Regions from separate parts of the Mus musculus genome. Here region 1 is linked to region 2. A link is a loop called in an ENCODE intact Hi-C map of the cell type or tissue named here. Cell type or tissue: heart. All regions are shown on one strand.

Region 1 (8,000 bases), 72 kb after region 2:
CTTTACTTGGAGCCGTGGGGCAGCTTGTCCTGAGTAGTGTCCTTTCAGGATAAAAGCCATGGATATAGGGAATGAAGGAGGGATAAGGTGGAGGAGGGCAGGGACTTAGAGGAGGGGTCCGGTGAGCCCAGGGGACAGTCTCATTCTTCTTTCCTCTCCATTCTGATGCTTGCTCAGCTCTCGAAATTCCCCACTTATCTCTCTCTCCCTCTCCTCCCTCCCCCACCCCCACTGTATGTGTGTTTGATTGTGTATATGTGCGTGTGTGTGCTTGTGTGTGTGTGTGTGTGCTTGTGTGTGCTTGTGTGTGTGTGCGTTCGTGTGCGTGTGCGTGTGCATGTGTGTGTACCTTTGCCTCAATCTATGTGTAGCGTTCAGGTTAACTTTTGGGAATCAGTTCTCTCCTTCTCCCATGTGAGCTCTGGGGTTGAAATGTGTTCAGGCTGTTTGTTTGTTGGTTTGTTTGTTTGTTTGTTTGTTTGTTTAATCATTTCTTTATACCAGAATGGACACATAGATTTTTTTTGTTTTGATTATAATCTATGTAAGTTGTTTATTTTGTTCCTCAGATGGCTTCCCAGTCAGGGTTGGCTGTTGGTGGATCTTCTAGCTGACTTCTTCAGCGCTGTGACCCTCTCACTGTAGGGTCTTTAGGGCACTTCTTTATTCTCTGGCCCCACTGGACAATCAAAACTCATTTTTTTCTATTTCCTGACTCTGATCTGAAGTCACCCACTACTCTCCAGCTTACGATGCAGGCTCCAAATGTGCAGTTGCTGCCTGAGTGTTCTCTCTCCTTCTATCGTGCCATTTGATACAAGAATTAAACAATGATTCTGTTTGTTTGTTTGTTTGTTTGTTTGTTTTTGGTTTTAAAGACAGGGTTTCTCTGTGTAGCCCTGGCTGTCCTGGAGCTCACTTTGTAGACCAGGCTGGCCTCAAACTCAGAAATCCGCCTGCCTCTGCCTCCCGAGTGCTGGGATTAAAGGCGTGTGCCACCACGCCCCGGCTTTAAATAATGATTCTTTAACGGGAGCTTCTGGGTTCCTTTTGCTCTCATTATTAGTGGGATAATTTACATAGCAACAAACCTAAAACTGAAAAATGGAAAAAGTGTTCAAGTCCAGGTTATTTAATTTTTAAACCATCATATATGAAGGGATTTGACTAAATGGTGCAGAAAATAATACCCAGTGTCGGATGAGGCTTTGCCAGGTTTCATTCCAACGACCTGATAAAGGACGACAGTGCACTTAACTTTCAAGATGGCTTCAGATAAGACATAAGACTGTGATTAGAAGTAGTATGGGGGAGTTTTTATATTGAGTGTTGAGAGACGAGGATAGAAAGAAAGTTGAAGCTGGGTAGTGGTGGTGGTGCATACCTCTAATCCCAGCACTCAGGAACCAGAAGCTGGTGGATCTCTTAGTTCGAGGCCAGCCTGGTCTCCAGAGTGAGTTCTAGGACAGCCAGGACTACACAGAGAAACCCCATCTTGAAACAAACAAACAAGTGGGAAGAAAGTTAGGAGTATGTGTGGGGTGCCTGGCCTTGAATCCTAGGCTGCATTTTATAGGCTGAGATGGCTACGTCTCTCAGCTTGGGTCCCAGAACTCTGGCTCAGGTCTGTGAGGGGATGCAGAGGGGACAGACACTGGGGTCAGGTGGGCTGTGCATACTCTGATGGAGTGGCACCAACAACTCCAGCAACCTCGAACTTCCCTGTGTTTATTATGTCCGGCACAACAGGAGCTTGCTAGTCTCAAAAGGAGGTATCCGTCGGTGAGCCCGCTTCAGGGTGTAGACATCTGGGAGGAGGAAGCTGCTGTTGCTGCTTTGCACACACTGTTTAATCATTTGCTCATCCCAGGACAAAAGGAAGACTTTTGTCACTCGGATCCTAATTTCCCAGAGGTCAAGGCCTTGGTCTTTGACATGGCGTGCCCACATCAACACTGAACGTTTGCTAGGGGACTTTCATCTGCTCTTTACATACTCACTCAGCACTTCCTGTGCTCCCCGCATGTGGTGGCTATTTTAAGAAATCAGACCCATTTGTCCAATGTCCTATAATACATATTGGAAATATTACTTGGAGTGAAGCTGGCCACGGGTGGGCAGTGAAACAAACAGTAACGGCTGGCCACTCAGGTTGTTGACTCCATTAGGGGTCAGGGACTGGGGCGCCAACTGCTTCTCTGTCCCTTCATCGATACACACGCTCATTTGCTTTATTGCCTTGTGGACATGGGTGTTCAAGTAAATTATAGGAGTATTTTAAATATATTGTATGGGATTAAGTCTGAAGTGGACTGTACTGACTCATTTGCCTTTATAACACTCTATTACTATTAGATTTGAAGCAGTGCTAGGAAGCCCGGGAGGAAGCAGAGAAATGTTCTCCATAACCTAATTGTCTCCGAGGACGATCTCATGTGCACGCATAATCTCATTGTCCATGGCTGGAAAATTATAGGAGAGTGAGAACAATTTTGAAGCCTCAGGCAGGAAATAGTAATAGATCTTAGTCTTTAAACTGGCACAATAAATATTGTCCAGCTTGCATTTTCCTTCGGAGTTTGTGTTATTTGTTATTTGTGGGAACCCCCTTTACCGTGACGGTCTCCGGCTACTTTTTACTCCGTTTGTTTCTGAGCTCAGGTAAGATGCTTAGTAGGCCAACCACACACTGGACGGATAATGATTTATTACAGAGACAATTTGCTCTGTCCCAAGCCTTGGAGATGGAATTCTAATCCTTTAAAATTCTTCAGTGTTTTCACAACCCACCCTTTTACCCCCCGCCCCCACTCCCACCCCTTTTTAGGACTGTAGCTTTTTCCAGCTGATTCTGAATCAAAGTGCTCACATTGGTCACCTGCAGATGACATCTGTCTAGTAGAAGTACTCGCTGTATTCATTAAGACCGGTCTTAGGCGTTTGCTCCATTGTATGAGCCTTGCTTTTTAAGATTGAATGTCACTTAAGGGAGAAAACACAACCACCAGGACAATTCCATCTATTTTTAGTTTCTGACTGGTTTGCTTATTTTATGTGTACGAGTGTTTTGCCTGCATGCACGGGTGCTGTGCACCACACACGTGCCTGGTGCCCAGGAAGTCAGAAGAGAGTGTTGGATAACCTAGAACTGGAGTTAAGGATGGTTGTGAACCAGCATATGGGTACTGGGACTTGAACCTCAGTCCTCTCTCTGCAAGAGCTACAAGTGCTCTTAACTGCTAAGCCATCTCTTCAGCTTCTAAATAACTGCATTTAGCAGGCATTCTAGAAGAATTTCACAGTAGGGTACTAAAAAAAAAATCCTGAAACATCTTTTTCTGCCTATATTATATATCTTTCCTGTGAAATAGATCAAAGAGAGCAGCAGTTCCTCCGGAGGTGTGCGGAGGGCAGGGCAGGGAGCTTTTGGATGAACACAATCTGAGAAGTGGTTGGTTATCTCTTCCTGCCTTTTCTAGCAAATGGCACAAGGTTTTAACAAGTGATGTGGATAGTAAGGACAAAAGACAGATCTGGGTTCCAGATAAAGAGGAGAGAAGGAGAAAGTCAGGTCTACCAACCCCAGTGATGAAATAGCTGTATCAGGTCAGGGCAGAAGTAAGGCTTCCATAGGTAAGTTATGAACTCTTTAACTGCTTATTCACGTAGATGTGTATTTTTTCTATACACAATACTACTACTTAGTATATGATATTATTACTTAATAGTTGTGGTAGTAAATTTTTGGCACATGGATAAGAGGTGACATTTGGCCTTTTTATGGCATCTGATTTTTACATCCTCCAAAGTGGCTGGAGTATCCCCTGGAAGATTCCCTATTGTTTCCACTCACAAACAAAGCATTGTGGTGACGGCCTTTTCAGTGGGTGTGTGATATGGCAGGAAAGCACTATGCGTCTTCGTCTTCGTCACTTCCCAGCTTCCTAAGCATCACAGCGCAAGTCTTTGCCAGATGTGAGTGGAAAGGAAGGGGCCATGAGGACATTCTCCGGCTGGCCTTGGACAATGCTGACAGCACGTATCAGCCACTCAGCACTTTCCCAAGTAGCCGCTGATGCCCGGCTACTCAACTTTAACCCAGGAAAAGGAGGTCATTTCAGGAAAGAGACTACACATCAAAGATGGTGCTGGCAGTCCTCGGGAGAGGTCATCGTCTGATATTTCCTTTAGCTTAGTGTCAGCACCCTCTTCGGGGAGTGAAACGCAGTGCTTTTCTGTCAAGGCAGAAACTGTGTGTAGATCCATCATTGCAAGCCGAGAGGAAGAAAAGCTTTTATCTCATGGCCTTGGAAGAAATCATGAGCATAAGCGTTTTCTACCACGTGTTAGGCACTGTGCTGGTTTCTTGCATAAACTGTCTAACTTAATCCTTACCATAATCAGAGCTACACCTCATTTTTTCTCTCCAGATAAGCTTCTTCCTCCAGTAGACACTGTGATTAAAGCGGCACTTATTTAAAATTACATCCTGTCTCTGACCTATGCTTTTTGATCATTGTTCCATATTACAAAATATTCTGTCTGACCTCCGCTTCATTAGACTCAAACATGGCGTGCTCCTTTTGTACGTCCCCTGATTTGCTGTCATATTCTACTATGGGTAATGAAAGTAGGAAATGACTGCCCCGGATTCTTCCCTTGTACACTTAGGGATACATCTGTGTTCATTTCCACAGCTTTGTCTCCAGGCCAGACCCCCTAGAGGATTGTGGGTTAGTGATCCCCAGCTACACCCACAGCCTAAAGCCTTGCCCCGTGGCTGTTACCTACAATAACAAAAGGTATTCTGAAGCTGTGATTAGGGCAAGGCTACGGACATGGGGAGACTACCCTGGATCATCACTGTGAGTCCAGAACAGCACAGTTTTAAGAGGGACACAGGAGATTGAGAGAAAAATCAGAGGAAGGCCCTGTGATGATGACAGAGCTCGGGTGAAGAACTTGAAATTGGAACCATGAGCCACAGAACACAGGCAGCGTGAGACAATGAAACCGAGGCAAGGAGACACGCTCGGATCCTTCAGAAACAATGAACATCTACTATGTCCCACTGATACCTTGACTTCTGCCCAGTGAAGCTGACCTAACACTTAAAACCTCTGGACTGTAAAAAAGATAGATGTATACCATTGTCTTAGTTTGGGATGGTATAAAGAGACGATCATAGATTTGGTATTTAGTTTTCTCAGTTCCTTAGCTCATGAAGGTCAAGACCAAATTGCTCGTAGATCTAGTGTCTCCTGATTTAAATAAAGATGCTATGTTCTCCTTGGTTCCCTACATGAAAGCAAAGAAAGAAGAGGCAGGCTCTCTTGTCTCTTCTTGTAAAAGCATTAAAGCCTCCATGAAGGCTTCACACTAATGGCCTAACTACCTCTAAAAGGGTTCCATTTCCAAATATCGTCACTCTGGGATTAAGGTTTCAACATGTAATTTTGGGGGCTCTGAGTTCACAGCAGTTGTTTTAAGTCACTAGGTTTGTGGCAATTTGTTATAGCAGTGGTGTGGGATGAACGGCATAATGTGTAGGTCTAGAAGACAGCTGGACAGAGCTATCTAATTGACGATAGCACCAAACACATGATGTTGCAATTGTGAGTTTTCAAGATAGCTTGTTCTTGGTCAGCCAGTCATCACCTGTGACTCACACTGTGGTACCTCTTCCTAGATGCACATAGGAATGAGACAGCCTTCCTCTGGCAACCAGCTACTCTCCATTCTTGGAGTGAGAAGGACCTTGCTGTTGAGAGAGGTCTTAGGAAGGAAACTCACCTTTGATTTACCTCCAGCTGTTTCAGCTCTGAACCTCATCTTCTCTTGCCCTTGCTTGTTCGTTAGGGTATGGTTACCATAGTAACAAGTAGTAATGAGTAACAAGGAACAACAAGGAACAAGAAGAGGGGCTTGCTAGTTCTTCCCTAGCCAGCATGGGAGAGTGAAAGTGATGGACCTTCTCTCTTGGGACATTTCTGTGGTCCAGACTCCGTGCATTTGATATTTAATTGCTGCTTGCAATCGGGAGTTGCAGAGAAGGTTCTTGTAGGTTCTAGATCTAATTGGAAAGAGCTATTTTAATGTAAGGAGAATGATAATCTCAAAACAGCACCTCAGAAAATAAACGAAAGCTATAGTGGACAAAGAGGAATTTTAACAGAGTATTGACTTTTAAGGAATATTTTAGTATTAACATCAACTCTAATCCTCAGCTAAGAAGTAGGTGTTATGTTAAAAATATTTATGATTGTCAGGAAATCTATATTAACATTCACATTTCAAAGAATAAAATGCATTATAATTCAGCCAGCAATGAAGCTAAATTTCACACCATTTATTTATTTGAACTCTCATGATTCAGATTTTATCCAGGATTATATTGACCTGTGGAGGAACTAATTAGAAGACCCCTTTCCCATCTCTCTTCCTCTTTCCTTTTTCAGCATCTGAGATTAAACCCAGGACCTTGTACATGCTGGTATGTATTCTGCTAGTAGGCTGTATCCATTTATGTATTTTTATTTTGAGATGAGGGTCACTAAATTCATCTAGGCTGATATTGAACTTGATCTGCAGCCCAGACAACCTATGCTGCAGTTGAGATTATAGGCCAGAACCACTAGGTCTCCTGGCTGAAGAAGGCCTTTTTAAACACTGTTCTGTCTGTTGTCTGTCTGTCTGTCTGTCTGTCTGTCTGTCTGTCTGAGATAGGGTTTTACTGCTGTGAACAAACACCATGGCCAAGGCAAGTCTTATAAAGGACAACATTTAAATGGGGCTCGATTACAGGCTCAGAGGTTCAGTTCATTATCATCAAGGCACGAACATGGCAGCAGGCAAGCAGGCATGGTGTAGGAGGAGCTGAGAGTTCTACATCTTCATCTGAAGGCTGCTAGCAGAATACTTGCTTCCAGGCAACTAGGAGTAGGGTCTTAAAGCCCACACCCAGAGTGACACACCTACTTGAACAAGACCACACCTCCTAATGGTGCCACTCCCTGGGCCAAGCATATACAAACTATCATTCTATTACTCTGTCTGTCTATCTATCTATCTATCTATCTATCTATCTATCTATCTATCTATCTCCACATATCTATTATCTACATATCTATTCATCTATCATCTTCTATCTATCTATCTATCTATCTATCTATCTATCTATCTATCTATCTATCTATCTACCTACCTACCCACCCATCTTTCAATCATCTATCTGTCTGGTGTGAATGGATAGACGTGGGTTGCCCATGCTATGGTGCTCGTGGAGGAGTGAGTTCTCTCCTCCCATTCTGTAGGTACTAGAGATAAAACTACAGTGTTCAGACTTGACAGTGGGTACCTTTACCCACTGGGCCATCTTAATGGCAAGAGGGCCTTTCTTTATATTTCTGCCTGTCAACACCATGGGCTGTGAATTTAATGTTTTATTGGCTCTGAGTAATCAAAAATACTTAAAAACATTTCCTTGTGATCTCTGTTAGAAACCTAAAAAAGAAAAATTTCTTATGTTTTATGTGTGGGGGTGATTTTCCTGCACGTACATCTGTGAATCATATTCATGCCTTGTGCTCAAGGAGGCCAGAAGGAAACTCCCTAGGACTAGAGTTAGATTGGGAGCTGCCATGTGGGTGCTGGGACTCGAACCAAGGTTCTTGTGCTCTTAACCACTGAGCCAACTCCCTAGTCCCATTTTCACTTTACTGAGACTCTTCTGAGCCTGTGTTGGACTTCTCTCTCCCTTTCCACCCTCAGAACTTTAAAGTGGTAAGGCTGAGTGGAAACTGGTTTGTTAATCTTCAGTGACATCTTAATTTGAAATTGCAGTCTTCGAGTACACACATTAATAGTGCTCTTTAAAATGCTCTGTGCCTTCACATACTCGATTACAAAGTTCCTGCTCAGGCCAAGTCCCGCTCTATGCCTGGAAGTGCTCCCCCTAACCTTGCTGGCATTTCTAAGAACAATGTTACAGCTCGAGGCAA
Region 2 (8,000 bases):
CACCCCCATTTTCAGTGTGGTTGATTAATCTCCCAGCTGTGGATGGGTTCAGGAAAAACAGACCTAAAAGACAGAGGAAAACAAAACAAAACAAAACCACGGTTACTAGCTGGGAAATGCATGCCAGGAAGGGCTCTTTCCAGCCATCCCAAGATTCTTGCCCTCACCACACACACACACACACACACACACACAATCGATATTTAATCCTTAAATCTGTTTACATTGCTAATAATAAATCATTAAAGGTTTGAAGTCAGGTTAGCAAGTGGAGATTTTAAAAGTGTTTTTGCACCCTAGATTATTAATTAACCCAGTTTATTAGACAGAGAAGGAGCACTTTAAATGAAATATCAATAAAATGTGATCTAGGGTATGTTATTGGGCTGTTCTGGTTTTTTTCCTTCTTTTGTCTCCTCCCACTATTTATTTATTTATTTATTTATTTATTTATTTCCCTTTCTGGGTTCTATTCTGGTGACTTACCGTGAGAAACTGCAGCAACATGTGCGTGGGGGGGGGCGGTGATTGATGGAAGAACCCAGTTCTTAATAGCAAAAGCTTGGGAATTACAATGAAACCTCGGACTTTATTCAGGGGTTTGCTCTCTACCTTCCCTTCACCCTCTACTCCCCTAATCCCTCAGCAGCCTCCATATGTGGGGACTGTGGTGGTTTTCAGGCCCCAGGCTCTGAGATCTGAGCAGGGTGTCCGGGCTGTGGCCAGGGCTGCGCAGTTCCTGGATGTGATTCGTCCTAAGCTCATAAATCAAACGCTTTCTATGAATGAGAATGTCATCAAAGAGATCAATTGCAGGAACACATGCACAAATAAAAATCCTCTTACGTATTTGCCGGGGATCCCCGTCCGAAAGCATTAAGTTAGAAGGCGTTTAGTCATAATTCATTTTTATTGCTCTTTTAAAACAACAGCTTGGCTGAGCCGCGGATGCCAAGAACGGCTCCGGGCCTCGGTTTGTCTCCTCCTCCCTCATTCTCTTTCCAGTAGAAGAGCCCTGAAAAGAGGCACTTGGAGCCAAGCATGCCGCTTGCAGAGGATTATTTCACTCATGGCCCAAGCTCGCCTTTCACCCACTCTCCTGGGGCTATTTAAAGACACTTCAGCTCGATTCCTGCGTGGGTCGCTGGCCTCCTTGCTGCTCAAAAGACCAAAGGTCTCTTACCCTGCTCAGTGGCCTTCCTGATTCCTCTGGGGTGGGGGCTGGGAAAGAATCTGAGCTGCATAAGCCTACTGCTCCGAGCTCCGGGTGAGCCTCCTCGGGAAAGCTTGGGCCTGCAGTGAGCAGAGGCCGAGCTGGTGGTTAATGGGGCAAGGTCTGCGGAGGCCCCGAGCGAGCGCTGCATGCGTGCGTTGTGGGTCCAGTAGTGTGTTTGTGTTGCTGATGAAAACACCCCACGTAGGCTACCCAGAAAAACAGGTGAAGAAAGAGGGCTTGGGGGAGTGAGAATTAGCAGAAGGGGAGCGGAGGCCTGGGGGTAGCTTTCAGGCAGGCGTCCTGGAGCCTGTAGGTTAATGCAAATCGGTACCAAGGGGGCCCACAGACGCCCCCTGTACCCCCCCCCGTCCTCCCCCCCCCCCCCGCAAGAGGCAAGGGGAAGAAGGAATGAACTGCCTTCTGCTGAGAGAGGCCCTCACCCGCGCTCACAGCATCAAGCCTCTCTCACTTCCTGTTCCTGACTCACAGGAGTCCCTTCTTTCCTCTTAGCGGGAGGACTGTCCTCCCAAAAGACTCTACTTGGATGGTTTCCCAGAAGAAGAGGCTAAGGCAGGACACTTCCCGGGTGCTCCTCCCTTTACCATGCTTTGGGGCGAGTCATGGGTCACAGAGAAATACTACTCCCCGAAAGTGGGTTGGGGTAAGTGTTCAGTTGTCACTAAGGGGGACCAGGGACGTAGGTCTGCTTAGGTTTCCAGGAGGATGGCCAGGTTTGCTGGGGGCGGGGTTGAGAGGTGTGGGGGAGGGGACAACTTCTACGTGTGGAGAAAAAACACAACCCAGAAGCCCGAAGAGTGACTTTGCATTCTTCTTCCCTTCCTATAGAGAAGGGATCCCCCCAAACTCACACGTAAATTACACTGTTAATTTCATGCCTGATATAAAGCTAGAAACATCGAGAAGAAAACTTGTGCAGAACTGTCTGCACGGTGTTTTTTAAGTGACCGCTGAATTTCTCCTCCTTAAGACTATGTCCATTCTCATCTCTGTTTGGCCTTTTCTTTCTCCAAGCTTAGAGTTGACGTGACATCTAATAGTAAACAGCAATTACTGACACCATCAGCATCATTGCAGGACAAGGTTGATGGGAAACAGGACCCCTGTCCTGGGATGATGCTCACATCTGCACGTGTCTCTCTGGGGAGTGACCTGCAGGTTCACACAAGCCCGTTGGAAAGGGTCCCATCCACTCAGTCATCTGTCCCTCCCACCTGCCGGTCCTCAACACCCCCCATGCCCCAGTCCACACAGGCAATAGGGGATGGTGGGAAGGGGGGGCTCTTCCACTCCTAACTTGCCTCTCCTGGAAGAGAGAAACTCGACGGGGGAGGTCTGCATACTTTTTAGGAGTTGCCTGTTATCTGCCCTTCTGAGGCCTACCCTAGAGTGAGCATGCTCCTGGGTCTCTAAGAGTTGGCAGATGGCCTGCAGCTCAGGCTCGGCCCTCACGCCAGTCAGCCACGTCTGCTGGCGTCAACAATCTCCTTTGCCTTCTACTCCTTAAACTCCAGTAGCAGAGTTGCCCCGATTTTGCAGGGCTACCAAGAGCAAAGCGACAGAGAAGGAGAGAGGGCAGAGAAGAGAGTGGACACCCGGCCTTTCCCAGAGAGCTGGGTTCGTAGCCCCCCCCACCCCCACCCCCACCCCCGAATCCCGGGACCCTGGGGTCGAATTACAGAAGCTCCCATTGCCATGCTATTGGCCGGCAGGAATCAGGGAAGAGGGCTCTAAGACCCTTTGGATGAGGACAGAAGTTTCTTTTCTTGCTTTGGTCCCCAGCACATTCACCATGGTTCCTCCCAGTCAATCCTCTGCGCACGTCCCTCTACATTCCGAGGCTGGCGAGCCAGTGACGCAACCTCGCCCTAGGCGCCGGGATTCCGGGCTCAGGTCTCTTGCAGGGGTTGGGTAGTGGCGGCCGCCCCGAGCTGAGGGCGTGGTGTCTGTTGGATTCCCACCCTTCCCACCCCGCGTGCTCCCAGCTCCGCCAGGGTCCTTGCGACCACGCAGAGATTTTCGGCCCACAAGATGCCCGCCACAAGAGAGCCAGGAGGCCTCATCCCCTCTCACCTCTTGCCAGTTCAGCTTTCTGGGCTGGGTGGGGAAGGGGCCGCGGAGGGGGCCTCCCATCCCCCCACATCTGGTGGCGGAGGCGCGCAAAGCCGGGCGCGCGCAGAAGGCAGTCTCGACTCCCTTTGGTCCCAGTGCTCCAAGTCAGCTCCGGGAGCGGCCGCTGCTACCGCCGCGGCCCGGGCTGCCTGGGGGGGCGAGCGCGCGTCACCTACACTGAGGAGCGCCGGGGATTTAAATGCCACTGAAACGGTGATCCATCACGGCCGCAGCCGGTAAACTTTCGCAGGCGGCTCAGCCATTGGCTGGTAGAGTCACGTGTCCTCCCCTCGAGCCCTCCGCCTGCCCGCCCCGCCTCTTGCGCACTGTACATTCATATCATTTTTCTTCTCTGGTCCTATGGAGGAAGTGAGAAAGTTGGCACGGTCACCCAGGGCTTCGCAGGATCCAATCACTCAGTGACAGATGGACAATGCAAGAATGAACTCCTTTCTGGAATACCCCATCCTTGGCAGTGGCGACTCTGGGACCTGCTCGGCGCGAGCTTACCCCTCTGACCATGGGATTACAACTTTCCAATCCTGCGCGGTCAGTGCCAACAGCTGCGGCGGCGACGACCGCTTCCTAGTGGGCAGGGGGGTGCAGATCAGCTCGCCCCACCACCACCACCACCACCACCACCATCACCACCCCCAGACGGCTACTTACCAGACTTCTGGAAACCTTGGGATTTCTTATTCCCACTCGAGTTGTGGTCCAAGCTATGGCGCGCAGAACTTCAGTGCGCCTTATGGCCCCTATGGATTAAATCAGGAAGCAGACGTAAGTGGTGGGTACCCCCCGTGCGCTCCCGCTGTTTACTCTGGAAACCTCTCGACTCCCATGGTCCAGCATCACCACCACCACCAGGGTTATGCTGGGGGCACAGTGGGCTCGCCCCAGTACATTCACCACTCATATGGACAAGAGCAGCAGACTCTGGCCCTGGCCACGTATAATAACTCCTTATCCCCTCTCCACGCCAGCCACCAAGAAGCCTGTCGTTCCCCTGCTTCAGAGACGTCTTCTCCAGCGCAGACCTTTGACTGGATGAAAGTTAAAAGAAACCCTCCCAAAACAGGTAAGTCCTGCCGGCTGACAGACAAATGCTGTTCGATTTTTGAAAGGGGCTGGCACACCTAGTTTCCTAGGAAAATGAATGATTTTTAAAAGATTGGTTCTTGTTTATGTCTAATGTCATCTAGAGTTGTAGTGAGTGGTGTAGGGTGCCCAGGTGTGCAGAGGCAAAAGCGTTTCACAGGGGCTGAGGTTTAAATGGTCTATAGTTAGATAGTGTGCGGGGAGTGGGAGGTGGTGATGGTGGTGATGGTGGTGATGGTGATGTCCTGTTAATATCTACAAGGCTCCATTAATCACGAGCCTGATCACACTAATGGTTGACTTCAGGTTAACACTGCTTACACATCGTCACTGGCGCTTCCCGATAGGGTTTGTGCTCGCTGAGTAGTTAACCGAATATTGCCTCAAGCTTGGGGCAATCTGGATAAAGGTTTAAGATTTTTTTTTTAATCTTTTCTCTCTTCCTCCCCTACCCTAGGGAAAGTTGGAGAGTACGGCTACGTGGGTCAACCCAACGCAGTGCGCACCAATTTCACCACCAAGCAGCTCACAGAGCTGGAGAAGGAGTTCCACTTCAACAAGTACCTTACACGAGCGCGCAGGGTGGAGATTGCCGCGTCCCTACAGCTCAATGAGACCCAGGTGAAGATCTGGTTCCAGAATCGCCGCATGAAGCAGAAGAAGCGTGAGAAGGAGGGGCTCCTGCCCATCTCCCCTGCCACTCCTCCTGGCAGCGATGAGAAAACGGAAGAATCATCTGAGAAATCTAGCCCCTCGCCCAGTGCCCCTTCTCCGGCATCGTCTACCTCAGACACTCTGACTACCTCCCACTGAGGCTACTCCAGCCCAACTCTGCAGCCCAGGCTTCTCCCTGGGCTGGGATTTCTTACCCAAAGCACATTCTTAGCTTATCTTCCTTTCTTTACAGACTCTCTCTTCCTTTCTCGTCCCATCTGGGGAGCTCCTGGCCAAGATAAGGTATTTCCAGAGAATTCTGGAGCCTTGGTTGGAAGTTAACTCCTTCATCCACATCGGGTGTCCACATCAATTGCTGATGGCTCCCAACATCCTTTCCTTCACTGTTGTGAGATTTTTTTCTCCCCACAACCTATGATTCCTTTTAGATGTCGGCTGGAGAACAGTTAGTTCCCTTTGCCATCAGACATTTGCAGGAAGGAGGCATCTCTCCTTTTATCTATGTATTGTTCTTCTCCACCTAGCCCTTAAGTAGGACATAGAGGAGAGAGAGTGTCCAAAGACTCATGAAGAAGAGATGCACTGTGTTTACACAATTAATTCACCCCCTAACTTAGCTGGTTTCATGTGTGTGAGTTTGCTGGTTGTAAATGCTTTCCCGTCAGAGATTTATCTTTATACACATTTTATAGAAATATGTAGGTCACTAAATCAAACAGGGTGGACAAATTCTCAAAACTGGTACAGTTCATGTGTGATTATGGGCGAAAGAAGAAAACCTCTTTCATTCAAACAGAGTCAGATGCCTCAGAAGTTGGCCTCAATTGGTTCTTTCAGAGTTAAGAAGGCCTGCCAAGCACTTTGCCTGTGCCAGGTCTTCCCAAACTCTAACCAATTCTTCCTGCTTCTCTGGCCACCCTGCATTTAAAAATCATGCTGGATCATTTGTAACCCAAAGGTATTCATTCTTTCAGTCACCCTTTCCTTCCACACTGTCTTGTATCATGGCTGGATCCAGTGTATTTCCAGCTAATTGTTAATGTGATGGATGGCACAATGAATGTATATTTTGTGTGATTCGTGACTAGTCTTCTGCATGTCGCACAATGTTCTGATGTCCCTGAAATATCACACTGAGTTCTATCAGTTATTCTTTGTGAGCCTATGATAGTCTCCATTTACTGTACAATCATGAACAGCTCTGAGATCCTGGAGTGATGTGGTCCAGAGCAGAGTTTACGGGTCTTAAGATGTCTGTAATAAAAGTATTCAAGTTTTAGGTATGCCTAAGCATCTTGTGTATTTGGCTGGACTACAGTGGTTGCTTACTACTAAGTTGGCCCATTTCACATGGGGAAGGGAGGGTGGTGTTTATTTTCAAAGAAGTAGGCTTTCCTCTGTCATGAAGCTTGCAGCTTTCCCTGGAAGAACATTTTCATCCAACCTATGTCTATTTAATGCACCGAACTTTTTACAATAACAACAGCTCTTTTTTTATTATAATCAGAGTTCAAACTGGAAAAAAAACAGTAAAGAAATATATGACAGAGATCTCTATTTGCAACAAACATGGATACTTCCTGGGTCAAGTGCTAACCTTTTCACCTCCAACTGAATGTTGACATAAACATAAACCCAGCCCCTTCAAAAGCTGAAAACTGTCTTCAGTCACTCTTTCCTCACATTCTTGAACCCAGAGCAAAGAGACTCACATTTAATCAGCTTCAGTATGGTAAGGATGTAAGGATGTCCCCGGTTCCTTTTTTTTTTTTTTTGATTGTCAGGCTATATTACCTTTTAAGTTGATGGTCTGTTCTCAATAAAGCCTTCTTTTCCCTATTTACATCAGCATCCACCCCTCCCAGCAGTTCCTTACATCTCTGCCTTGCATATCTTATCCCTTAAGATTCAACTTTCATTACCACCATGGCTGTAAAGGGTCTAGGTACATTTCTAATTCTGTGCCACATAACCTGGAAAGCGATTTAGATTTACACTCTCTTCTCCAGAATCAGACTCTTCCAGGTGAGCTCGTGGAAATCAAACCAAGTGTTTGTATATCCAAATTGTTTCAGATTAAGGCATGTGTCAGATGAGAGGAAATCAACATATGACTGAGTTCAGCATGGCTCTTCTAGACCTCTTGACAGTTTGCTATTATTTTTAACATACTTCTGGGCTTAAGCAACATTTTCTGACCTTTTTTTCCTGGTTGCTGCTAGGGATGGAGTTTAGGGCCTTGTGTGTTCTAGGCAAGTGTGGGACCAAGGAGCTGAGTCTTCATCTTCAGCTTTCACATGTATTTTGGAGGCATTGATCCCTAAGAGCAGAGTGAAAAAATCTACAGTATCACAAATACAGACATGACTTCCCTTTCAGAGGATGATATGAAAAGATGGGCTGGGGAGAAAGAAAAAAAAAACCTTAGAATTTACAGGCCTTCTGAAAGACTTCTGAGATTTTCTACATATCCCTGTTAAATGGTGGGAGCAGTTGCTGCATGCATACCAAGGGCACCGGGCACCCTCCCCTCAGCTGCTGGCTTCTGAGATTGCCTGAAAAGATTCCAGTGGATGGTGAGAACTTCAAAGACAACACCCCTTTCTTTCATTTCACCCGCCTGGCTATACTGTATCTTTTGTTTATTAGTGTAAGGCCACAAAGCAAAACAGATGGCTGCTTTTCAAATACTTTAATGTGTTAAAGTGTCATTTGCATACCACTCTCTTGATTTCAATATCTGAAAGCCCCTTCCGACCTGCAGGAATCCTAGAGATTCCGATCTTCAAGGTGCTGGTTTTAATGAAGCTGAGAGGGAAGAAAACGATAAATTATGCCTAAATATCCCTAGCCTTTCCTAGGTCATAGAATAAATCAG

The links. A loop is a pair of places that touch in the nucleus more often than their neighbours do. Peaks named below come from ENCODE experiments on the same cell type or tissue, not always from the same donor. Only the 100,000 strongest peaks of a DNase experiment are listed, where the experiment ranks them.
Region 1: a loop joins it to region 2, with 2.1 times the contacts of the local background. A loop is called at or near these places in 3 of 42 quality-filtered maps.

What each region holds. Positions count from the first base shown.
Region 1 is chr6:52,082,458-52,090,457 of GRCm38, reverse strand. No RefSeq gene overlaps it. Among named protein-coding and RNA genes, the nearest start is that of Halr1, 16 kb to the left of the region's middle. In heart, a CTCF peak has its summit at 4,218; a DNase peak (open chromatin) is centred at 3,967; H3K4me3 peaks cover 450 bases; H3K27me3 peaks cover 5,924 bases.
Region 2 is chr6:52,153,994-52,161,993 of GRCm38, reverse strand. Hoxa1 (homeobox A1) reads left to right here and starts at 3,677. Exons shown (of 2, transcript NM_010449.4): 1 at 3,677-4,427; 2 at 4,905-6,627. The coding sequence starts at 3,773. The coding sequence ends at 5,260. Hotairm2 (Hoxa transcript antisense RNA, myeloid-specific 2) reads right to left here and starts at 5,092. Exons shown (of 3, transcript NR_146400.1): 1 at 5,012-5,092; 2 at 4,016-4,104; 3 at 3,465-3,704. Hotairm1 (Hoxa transcript antisense RNA, myeloid-specific 1) reads right to left here and starts at 3,470. Exons shown (of 2, transcript NR_131181.1): 1 at 3,308-3,470; 2 at 1-63. In heart, no CTCF peak of the experiment used is centred here; DNase peaks (open chromatin) are centred at 1,683, 2,483, 3,083 and 3,623; H3K4me3 peaks cover 5,362 bases; H3K27ac peaks cover 4,193 bases; H3K27me3 peaks cover 7,809 bases.